Linked DNA regions of Homo sapiens: region 1 is linked to region 2. Evidence: read pairs that join two places in POLR2A ChIA-PET (ENCODE). Cell type or tissue: Caco-2. All regions are shown on one strand. Each heading gives the region's core, and the rest is flanking DNA. Links, peaks and the distances in the headings are about the cores only.

Region 1 (5,382 bases), core at 203-5,202, 69 kb before region 2:
CAGGCTGGAGTGCAGTGGCACGATCTCGGCTCACTGCCAGCTCCGCCTCCCGGGTTCACGCCATTCTCCTGCCTCAGCCTCCTGAGTAGCTGGGACTACAGGCGCTCGCCACCACGCCTGGCTACTTTTTTGTATTTTTTTAGTAGAGATGGGTTTTCACCGTGTTAGCCAGGATGGTCTTGATCTCCTGACCTCGTGATCAGCCCGCCTCGGCCTCCCAAAGTGCTGGGATTACAGGCGTGAGCCACCGCGCCCGGCCACTTTAATTGTATTTTTTGCCATTATTAATAGGTGCAAATCTTGCTTCCCCCTGGACTGTACTTTTTTTGAGAGTAGATCCATTTGTTTTCATTCTTTACAACATATGCCCTTATAATATCTTCTTGTACCTTTTTTTGTAATGTAAAATGTTTTAACTTTTATATTTATCTATATGGTCATTTAATTAGGGTTTCTCTCCATTTGGTCTGTAAGCTTCATGAAGGCTAAGAACATGAAGTTTGGTTTTGCTTAATAGTGTATATTTATAGCCTAGACTAGTGCCTGGCATGTAAAAAGTGTTCTGTAAATATTTGTGGAATGAATGAATGAATGATTAAGTTAAACATGGTAGATTCTAAACAAATTCGTGTTGTGGGAAGGTTGAAACCACCTATCATATCCCTTCCAGACTTAGTCTGAACCCTTCTAGGAGGCAATTAAAAGTTTGCAAAATTTTAGTTAAGTCCTTAGATCTCTAAATAACAGAGTGTGTGGGGAAAAGAAAGGTTTAGAGATACTTTGAAGTGGTTTAGTATTTTATGTTATTTTAGTGGGAGGTTAATACTGTTTGTTTTGAATATGTTGTAAAGAACTCTAAGTGTAAGTTACTATTATTACTTTTAGTTAGTATATATAAGTATTAATATTTGTGAGTATGATACTAATTTAAAATTTTGGCTCCAAGGACAAAGCTGTCGAACATTGCTTGTTTATTTATTTCCTTTGCACATTTTGCATAAACCTGATTATATCAGAAGAAGCCTTGATGTGTGAGACCCAAGTGGTATCCTTGTTTTGGCAGTGCTCATCCAGATTGTTGCAGTCTTCATAAATTCTAGCTTCTCTGTCCCAGATGCTCTGTTTGTCATTCATTCTTCCATCCAAATGCTAACTCTCTTCACCCTTCAGGAGTTTGACACGTTGCTGATGCATGTACTGATAGCTGACTCATCTCACCTATTGAGTCAGCATCTTACCTTTCCTCTAATCAAGTTACAACTTTATTTTGAAGTTATTTCACTGGGTATTATATTAGTAGGTCAAGGTCAATATTATTTTCTTCAAATATGCTTACACAACCAGACATACCAAAAAGGGAGGGGAGATCTATATGTATCAACAATTTATATTGTTCATTTTTGAAAAAAAAGACTGGCATTGTGTTTCACACAATGCCTAGAATATGGAAAATATTCAGTAAACATTCTGTGTCTTAAACGCTCGTGCTATCACTGTGACAAAGCTACTGTTTTTAGGCTCATTTTGTAAAAGATACTAAGGCTCAGCAGTGCTTTTTAACAACAACATTAATTTAGCAGTTAAAGTTTATTGAGCACCAAATGTGTCCCAGATACTCTTCTATGTGTTTTTATTTTTATGTACTCACTTAATTCTTAAGTAAACTCTGTGGGGTAGGTGCTGTTATTATACCCTCATTTATAGATGAGGAAACTAAGGGCTAGAGACTCACCTAAGCTTTTCCAGCTAGGAAGTGGCAAAGCTGACCTTGGACTCCAGGCAGTCTAACTCTGTAGCCCATCGTCTTAGCTGTCACACTATACTGCCCAAAATTGCCCAGCTGGAGCCTGATTGGAACCCAGGTCCCCTGATTTCAAAGTCTGTGTGTGTGTGACCCCAAGGACAACCTCAGCCATCTGGAAGAATGCAGAATGGGCTTACATTTCTTTTTCAAGTTCCCAATTATGCTGAAAGAAATCGAATTCATTTGACATCTTAAACGTTTCTGTGATGTTTTTCCAGAATTATAACTGACAGACTTTTGAGATAGTGGACCTAGTTGCCGAGCTTAGTTTTAACTTTATTATACTTATTAAGGTCAACTCTTATTTCTCATATGTGGTCTGGCTCCTTAAGTGGAAGATAGAGTTATATAATATGTTTTCTGAAAGGGAAAGTCATTTTCAGTACAATCTGAAGAGAAAATGTTTGTACTACCCCATGGCATGTTTAGCTAAACTCTGGGTTACAGTATTAGACATAGAATGCTGAATTATATCAAAATTCAGAAAAAGGCTGTGCTTAGAATTGCACTGTAAGCATGCATATCTTTAGGTTTCAGTGACTGTCTTACCCTTGGAGACGGATGTTTTGTGGCTAGGAAACCAGCAGCATAGAAGGAACATGTTGTAAATAGTGTTTTTTTTGTTTGTTTGTTTGTTTTTTTTGAGACGGAGTCTTGCTCTGTCACCCAGGCTGGACAGTGGCAAGATCTCGGCTCACTGCAAGCTCCGCCTCCCAGGTCCATGCCATTCTCCTGCCTCAGCCTCCCGAGTAGCTGGGACTACAGGCGCCTGCCACCACGCCCGGCTAATTTTTTGTATTTTTAGTAGAGACGGGGTTTCACCGTGTTAGCCAGGATGGTCTCGATCTCCTGACCTCGTGATTTGCCTGCCTTGGCCTCCCAAAGTGCTGGGATTACAGGCGTGAGCCACTGCACCCGGCCAATAATGTTTTTAAATACTTTTCTGTTCTGAAAGTGTTAAGCTTCCCAGACACGTTCGCTGTCCTTTTTAAACTCTCTGCATTACTGTTCTCCAAGTTTTGATTTTGGAGTCATATACTCAAAACTGTTCATACACACATACATACATACACATATGTATGTATACACATATGTATACACACATACATACGTAAGTACACACTTGTAAGTTTCTCCGTCTTTATTGTTTTATGCTTGAATAATTCTGCTTTTATACACACGAGGAAATAAAGCTTTGAAATGGGTTTCTTGTCTCTTGGCATGGTATTTCAGATTTGAATTTTGGATTTCCTCAACTGTTCTATGTGGACTTACATTTGTATTTAACTATATTAATTAAGTAGTATCTTTTGTATGAAGCATGGGAGAGCTTCACAATTAGGGGACTGTGTACTACATGCCTGTGTACTACATGCCATCCCTGGATTTTACTGCTGAGATTATGACTTTAATTATAAATTTACACTCTTTATTACTCTTGGGATTAGAAGCTATTCCACTGTTCTCAGTCCTGTGTCAGTCTCAGGAGCTTAAGCTCTCATACTTTAAAATCCCAACAGAGGTTCAAAAATAGCATCTCTAAGCTGGCATTGCAACATTGGATTGACTCTTGTTGTTGTTTTTTTTTTTTTGTATTTTTAAAACTTTTTTTTTTTAAGTTTCATGATGTCTTTGATCAACTATAAATTATGAATTAACAGATAAGTGGGCTGTTAAAATAGCTGCAGGTTCATTTTATTCTGAAACAATTGGTGTTGATGTTAATCTTCAAAACAAATGGAAAATACATAGGCCATTTTATCCCCTTTAGAAGTAATCTCTTGGGGAAGGACCCTCAATTAACTGAAATGCTTGAAAATAATGTCTCCTTTTATTGCCGTTTTTTTGGCCGGGTTGTGGGGAGGGAGGGTCAATTGAATGTTACATGCTTGCTGAAAATCTTTAATTCCATTAACTTATTTCCTTACCTTATAAGCATGGCGTAAATAAAAAATAATCTTTTTTCTTGAAGATTTTTGTTTCTCATACTTCTGAACCTGACTGAAAATTGGGCTTCAGTGATGCTGACTCTCAGGCACATCCTGGAAATTTGTTCCGTAATTCCTTTTTATCAAATTAGGATTTTATGATTTGCTCCTTGTCTTAAAAGACAAGTGCAGAAGAGAAGTTATGGTTATTTGAGAGTTCTAAATAGATGGCCTTTGTTTAATTCAAGTTTGGTATTACTAGAATAAAATTTTAACAAAAAATTAATGTTTCTTTAAAAAAAATTTTTTTTTGAAACAGGGTCTTACCGTGTCACCGAGGCTGGAGCGCAGTGGTGCAATCACGGCTCACGGCAGCTTCTGCCTCTTGGGCTCAAGCCATCCTCTGACCTCAGCCTCCTAAGTAGCTGAGACTACAGGCCTGGCTAATCTTTTGTTAGTTGTTGTTTTTTTTTTTTTTTTTTTTTTTGTAGAGGTGGAGTTTTACCATGTTGCCCAGGCTGGTCTCGAACTCTTGGACTCCAGTGATCCTCCTGCCTCAGCCTTCCAAAGTGCTGGGATTACGGGCGTGAGCCACCATGCCCGGTCAAAAATTTAATGTTTCTAGAAATACTTCAGAATAAAATTAAAAAATTGTTTAAAACTAATTTTGAAGGTGTGCCAGAAATAGCAAATATAAGTATTTCTGCACAGAAGATAGTTTTAATAAGTTATGAAATAGGAAATTGATTCCATACAGTATTTATAGATACTTGATAAATATTTGTCAAACGAATGATGACTTTTTTGTGGAAAGCACTTTCCACCCTAGAAATGATTTTTCATTTAATCTTTACTCAACCCTGTGAAGTACATTTTCTTTTTCTTTTCTTGTCTTTTTTTTTTTTTCTTCTTCTTGAGACAGAGTCTCACTATGTCACCCAGGCTGGAGTGCAGTGGCACAATTTCGGCTCGTTGCAACCTCTGCCTCCTGGGTTTGAGCGATTCTCCTGCCTCAGCCTCCCAAATAGCTGGAACTACAGACACATGCCACCACACCTGGCTAATTTTTATATTTTTAGTAAAGACGGGGTTTCACCATGTTGGCCAGGCTGGTTTTGAACTCCTGACCTCAGGTAATCCGCTCACCTCGGCCTCCCCGAGGTGCTGGGATTACAGGCATGAGCCACCGTGCCTGGCCAGAGTATATTTTCTTAATTTTACATGCAAGGAAACTAATGCTCAGAGAAGTAAGTGGCTTGTCCATTGTCAGTAAACAGTAAAAGTGTGATTCTAATTCAGAACCAGATTCCAGGCCAAAGTCCTCACCGTGTTTCACAAGACCCAAGATGATCTTCTGCAGCCACTTGTCCTTTCTTCTTCTGTCCTTTTCTTCCCCACTTTCCACTCCAGCTCCAGCCACATTCACTTCTTTGCTGATCATCAGATTCACCAGCATGCTCCTTCTTCCTGCCACAGTACCTTGCACTTGCCATTTCTCTCCTTGGGACACTCTTCCCCAGACAGCCTTGGCTGACTACCCCACTTCCTTCAAGTATTTGCTCAAATGTCATCTTCCAGGTGAATGCTCTGTTTAACATTGTACCCTTCAACCCCAGCGTGCCTAGTCCCCCTTGCCCTGCACACTATTAT
Region 2 (5,382 bases), core at 241-5,240:
GACCATCGCTGGCACATAGAAAGAACTCAGTACGTATGTATTTATTGTATTGCTGAATGGGCAGAGAGCTGTAGTTAACAACATCTTCTGTTTGGATAGGCTGCTAGGAAAAGCATGTACTATTGAACCTGTGAGGAGCACTCATATCCCACTTCTAACTCCTCATTTCTTCATCGGTCAGCCTGGATGTCTCTTCCTTTAGAAGCCTTTGCTGATCACTCCACTTCTTCCAAATACAGTAGATGTGTCTGCTGTGTATTTATACAACATCCTGAACTACTTAACATGCTGTTTATTTACTTGTTTGTATTCCCCATTAGAATAGGCTCTGAGAAAGCAAAGACTGTATCTGTCTTGCTTATCATTGTATCCCTGACAGCTCGCCCACTGGCTGGCTTTTAATAAGCACACCATAAATATTTACTTGAAATACTCATTTTTAAAATGAACAGATGAATGAATGATAGATGGATGGTGGATGGCATTATGTAGCTAAAAATTGTGTCCTGTCTCTACCTATTTTTGAAGACCATCCTTTAGTTTGCGTTTCCTGCCATGTTTGAGGGGCCTTTTTTTGGTCCATAACTCTTGTCTTTTATTCAAATTAAAACACCGAACAAAAGCACATTCGATTATTGACCATGAGGTTTTTATTCTGCTGTCAGTGTCAACCTCATGTCTAAATCACCTGAGGTCAAACTTACATATATCTGGATAGCCTTTTTGATGACGATGGTAGTCTAATTTGTGTGTTATGTGCTCTTGAAATGTTTTGCTGTAAAGACACTAGAACTGAATTTTGCTTTATTGCAATGATGATGAATGTTAAAAAAAACAACTCAGTAACATTCAAACCAATTTCCAAGTTTGTTCTTCAGCCAGAGGAACTTGCACACTGACTTTTTGTAAAGGTAGCAGATTTATTGTGTTGTAATTCATACACCATAAAATTCACCATTTTAAAGTTTCCAATTTAGTGGTTTTTAGTATGTTTACAGAGTCATGCAACCATCACCACAGTATCATTGCAGGATGTTTTTATCATCCCTCAAAGAAATCCAGACCCACAGGAGGCTGAAGCAGGAGAATCGCTTGAACCCGGAAGGCGGAGGTTTCAGTAAGCCGAGATAGCGCCACTGCACTCCAGCCTAGTGACAGAGCAAGACTCTGTCTCAAAAAAAAAAAAAAAAAAAAAAAAAAAAAAAAGAAAGAAATCCAGACCTATTAGTAGCCACTCCCCATTCTACTTTCTGTCACTATGGATTTGCCTATTCTGCTTATTTCACATAAATGGAGTCATACATTGTATGGCCTTCTGTGTCTGGTTTCTTTTACTTACTTAGCATGATGTTTGAAAGATTCATTGATGTTGTAACATGTATCAGTTACTTTGTTCCTTTTTATGGCTGAATAATATTCCATGGCATCCCATTTTGTTTATCAGTTGACGGATATTTGGGTTGTTTCAGTTTTTAGCTATTATGAATATTGCTCCCATGAACATCTGTGTACAAGTTTTTGTGTGGACATGTGTTTTCGGTTCTGCTGGATATATACATGAAAGTGGAATCGCTTAGTCATATAGTAACTCTGTGGGAGATTTAAGGAACTGCCAAACTGTTTTCTGAAATAGCTGCACCATTTTACATTCTTACCAACAATGTATGAGGGTTCCAGTTTCTCCATATCCTCGCCAACACTTTTTATTATCCCTCTTTTTCATTATAGCCATCCAATGAGTATCTCTTTGTTGGTTGGGTTTTCTTTTCTTTTCTTTTTTTCTGAGATGGAGTCTTCCTCTGTTGCCTAGGCTGTAGTGCAGCAGCGCGATCTCGGCTCACTGCAAACTCCACCTCCCAGGTTCAAGCAATTCTTCTGCCTCAGCCTCCCGAATACCTGGGATTACAGGCATGTGCCAGCACGCCTGGCTAATTTTTGTATTTTTAGTGGAGACAGGATTTCACCATGTTGGCCAGGCTGATCTCAAACCCCTGACCTCGTGATCTACCCCCTCGGCCTCCAAAAGTGCTAGGATTACAGGCGTGAGCCAGGGTTTGCTTTTCTGTAATGATCAATAAAATAGAGCACTTTTCATGGTTTATTGACCATTCTTGTTGAAAATCAGTTGACCATAAATGTGAGGGCTTACTTTTGGGCTCTTAATTCTATTCCATTAATCTGTATGTCTGTCTTTATGCCAGTACCACACTGTCTTGGTATTTTGGACTAAGTTTTGAAATAGAGAAGTGTGAATCTTTCAAGTTTTGTTTCCCTCAAGAGTATTTTGGCTCTTCTGGTTCTCTTGCATTTCCATATGAATTTTAGGATCAACTTGTCAATGATACAAAAACAAAGCAGCTAGAACTTTTGATAGAGATTGAGTTGAATCTGTTGTGCTCACTGGCATTTGGCTGAAACTTTAGCTTGTTACCTCTTTTGGACTAGTTGCGTGGACCTCATTTTGAGCATGTAGATGTGATGTTATCAGGATTTGGTTATTAACTTTAGATTACAAATGTTTGGGAACTTAAACATGTTATTCACAGCCAGGCATGGTGGCTCACACCTCTAATCCCAGCACTTTGGGAGGCTGAGGTGGGTGGATCACCTGAGTTCTGGAGTTTGAGACTAGCCTGACCAATATGGTGAAACCCTGTCTCTGCTAAAAATACAAAAAATTAGCTGGGCACGGTGGTAGGTGCCTTTAGTCCCAGCTACTCAGGAGGCTGAGACAGGAGAATTGCTTGCTTGAACACAGGAGGCGGAGGTTGCAGTGAGCTGAGATCGTGCCACTGCACTCCAGCCTGGGCAACAGAGCAATACTCCATCTCAAAAAAAAAAAAAAAAAGTTATTCACATATAACATACAACAGAAATAATCAATGTTCACTTCGTTGACTATTTACAGAGTGAGCACACCTACATAACAAGAGTCTGGATCTAAAAAGGACCATTGCCAGTATCATTGAGACATTTTGATGTTTGTTTTGATTCAGGTTTTTTCATTTTCCTAGATGTTCTAGTAGAGCTGAAGGCTTATCCTTTTTTTTTTTTTTTTTTTTTTTTTTTTAAAGACCGAATCTTGCTCTATGGCCCAGGCTGGAGTGCAATGGCGCGATCGCAGCTCACTGTAACCTCTGCCTCCTGGGTTCAGGTGATTCTCCTGCCTCAGCCTTCTGAGTAGCTGGGATTACAGGTGCCCGCCACCACACCTGGCTAATTTTTGTATTTTTACTAGAGACGGGGTTTCACCATGTTGGCCAGGCTGGTCTTAAACTCCTGACCTCAGGTGATGCGCCTGCCTTGGCCTCCCCAGGTGCTGGGATTACAGGCATGAGTCACCACAGGCAGTCAGCTTATTTTAACTGCATATTTGGAATATCAGTAGGTAGCATAGTGCAGTGGTTGAGCTACGGACTTTTGGCCTCAACTGCTGGGGTTCAAATTCTAGCTTTACCACCTATTAGCTGTGAGACCGTGGGCACGTTACTTAACCCTATGTGCCCCAGTTTCCTCTTCTGTAAAAGGGGGACAAAACTATCTCATTGGGAGGATTAATATGTAGATTGCTTGGAAAATTGCCTGATGATCACAGTAAGTGCCATATGTGTATTAGCTATTATTCATATTATTACTTTTATTGTTGTTATTTTGTATTTGTATTTCTTTAGTGGAATATAAGCTCCTTGTCTGACTTGTTTATCATGATATGCCCAAAGACTAGCACTGTGCTTGGCACATAATAGATATTCAACACATTTTTTGAGGAAGGAAGAAGGGGATTTTAAATAATAGAATTCCTAAATCCTTTTCTGAAACCGCCTTTGACAGCTATAATGTCTTTCATTTACAACAGCTTCTGGAGCTATTTGACAGCGAAGACCCTCGGGAACGGGACTACTTAAAAACAGTCTTACACAGAATTTATGGCAAGTTTCTTGGTCTTAGAGCATTTATCCGAAAACAGATTAACAATATTTTTCTAAGGTAAGTGGAGTGTGATGGGGGAAGAAGGAGAAGCAAAGTTGGTGTTTTTATGAGTATTAAGTAAATCTCAAATATCTGAAAACGGTGTACTGACTTCTCTTTCTCCCTTTCTGCCTGCCTTCCTTCATTCTACTGACTCTCCTGCCTCTTCCTCTACCCCCTCCCCCTCCTCTCCTCCCCCATCTTCTCCTCTCCTCCCCCATCTTCTCCTCTCCTCCCCCATCTTCTCCTCCCACCCTCCTCTTCCTCCTCTTTTCCTCTTCCTCTCCCTCCTCCCCCCACTGCTTCTTCTCTATCCCTCCTCTCCCCCTACTTTCCCCCTCCTCTTCCCTCTCCCCTGCTTTTCTCCTCCCCCTTCTCCTCCTCCCCCATCTCCTCCTCCTCTCCTCTTTTCCTCTCCTCTCTCCTCCTCCTCCTCTATCCCCTGTCCTCCTCCTTTCTCCCTCCCTCTCCTCCTCTCCTCCCCGCTCTCCTCCTCTCCTGCCCCCTCCCCCTTCTCCTCTTTTCCTCCCTCTCCTCCTCTCTTCCCCCACCTCTCCCTCCCCCATCTTCCCCCTCCCCTCTCTTCCCCCCTTCTCCTCTCCTCCCCCGTCTCTTCCCTCCTTTTCTCCCCCTCCCCCTTCTCCTCCTCTTCTCCTCCCTGTCCTCCTCTCTTCCCCCACCTCTCCCTCCCCCATCTTCCCGCTCCCCTCCTCTCTTCCCCCCTTCTCCTCTCCTCCCCGACTCCTCTCTTCCCTCCTTTTCTCCCCCTCCCCCTCCTCCTCCTCTCCTCCTCCCTCTCCTCCTCTCTTCCCCCCATCTCTCCCCCGTCTCCTCCTCTCTTCCCCCCTCCTCCTCCCTTTTCCCTCTGCTCCTCCTCCCTTCCACCCTCTCCTCCCCCCTCTTCTCCCCTCTCTCCTCCGCTCTTCCCTCCTCTCCTCCCCCTCTCTCCCCATCTTCTCCTCCCTCTCCTCTCTTCCCCCATCTCTCCCCCATCTCCTCTCTTCCCCTCTCTCCTCCTCTCTTCCCTCCTCTCCTCCTCTCTTCCCTCCTCTCCTCCTCTCTTCCCTCCTCTCCTCCTCCTCTCTTCCCTCCTCTCCTCCTCCTCTCTTCCCCCCTCCTCTCCTCCTCCTCTCTTCCCCCCTCCTCCTCCTCCTTCTCTCTTCCCCCTTGTCCTCCCTCTCCTCCTCTCTTCCCCGCTCTCCTCCTCCTCCTCCTCTTCTCCTCCTCCTCCCCCTTCTCCTCCTCCTCCTCCTCTTTTTATCCCTTCCTTCTCCTCCTCCTCTCCTCCTTTCTCCTCCCTTTTCTCCTCTTCTCTCAGGTTTGTTTATGAAACAGAACACTTCAATGGTGTAGCTGAACTGCTGGAAATATTAGGAAGGTGAGCACGGTTTTTCTAATTGCTAATCTCAGATG

What was found. Peaks named below come from ENCODE experiments on the same cell type or tissue, not always from the same donor. Only the 100,000 strongest peaks of a DNase experiment are listed, where the experiment ranks them.
Region 1: POLR2A ChIA-PET joins it to region 2 with 6 read pairs; 3 of 35 experiments call an interaction of 5 or more read pairs at or near these places.

Annotation. Positions count from the first base shown.
Region 1 is chr14:63,464,288-63,469,669 of GRCh38, reverse strand. All of the region lies in intron 2 of PPP2R5E (protein phosphatase 2 regulatory subunit B'epsilon), which reads left to right. Among named protein-coding and RNA genes, the nearest start is that of PPP2R5E, 76 kb to the left of the region's middle. In Caco-2, for the core only: no CTCF peak of the experiment used is centred there; no DNase peak of the experiment used is centred there.
Region 2 is chr14:63,395,191-63,400,572 of GRCh38, reverse strand. PPP2R5E (protein phosphatase 2 regulatory subunit B'epsilon) reads left to right here. Exons shown (of 14, transcript NM_006246.5): 6 at 3,857-3,987; 7 at 5,288-5,347. Among named protein-coding and RNA genes, the nearest start is that of GPHB5, 79 kb to the right of the region's middle. In Caco-2, for the core only: no CTCF peak of the experiment used is centred there; a DNase peak (open chromatin) is centred at 3,312.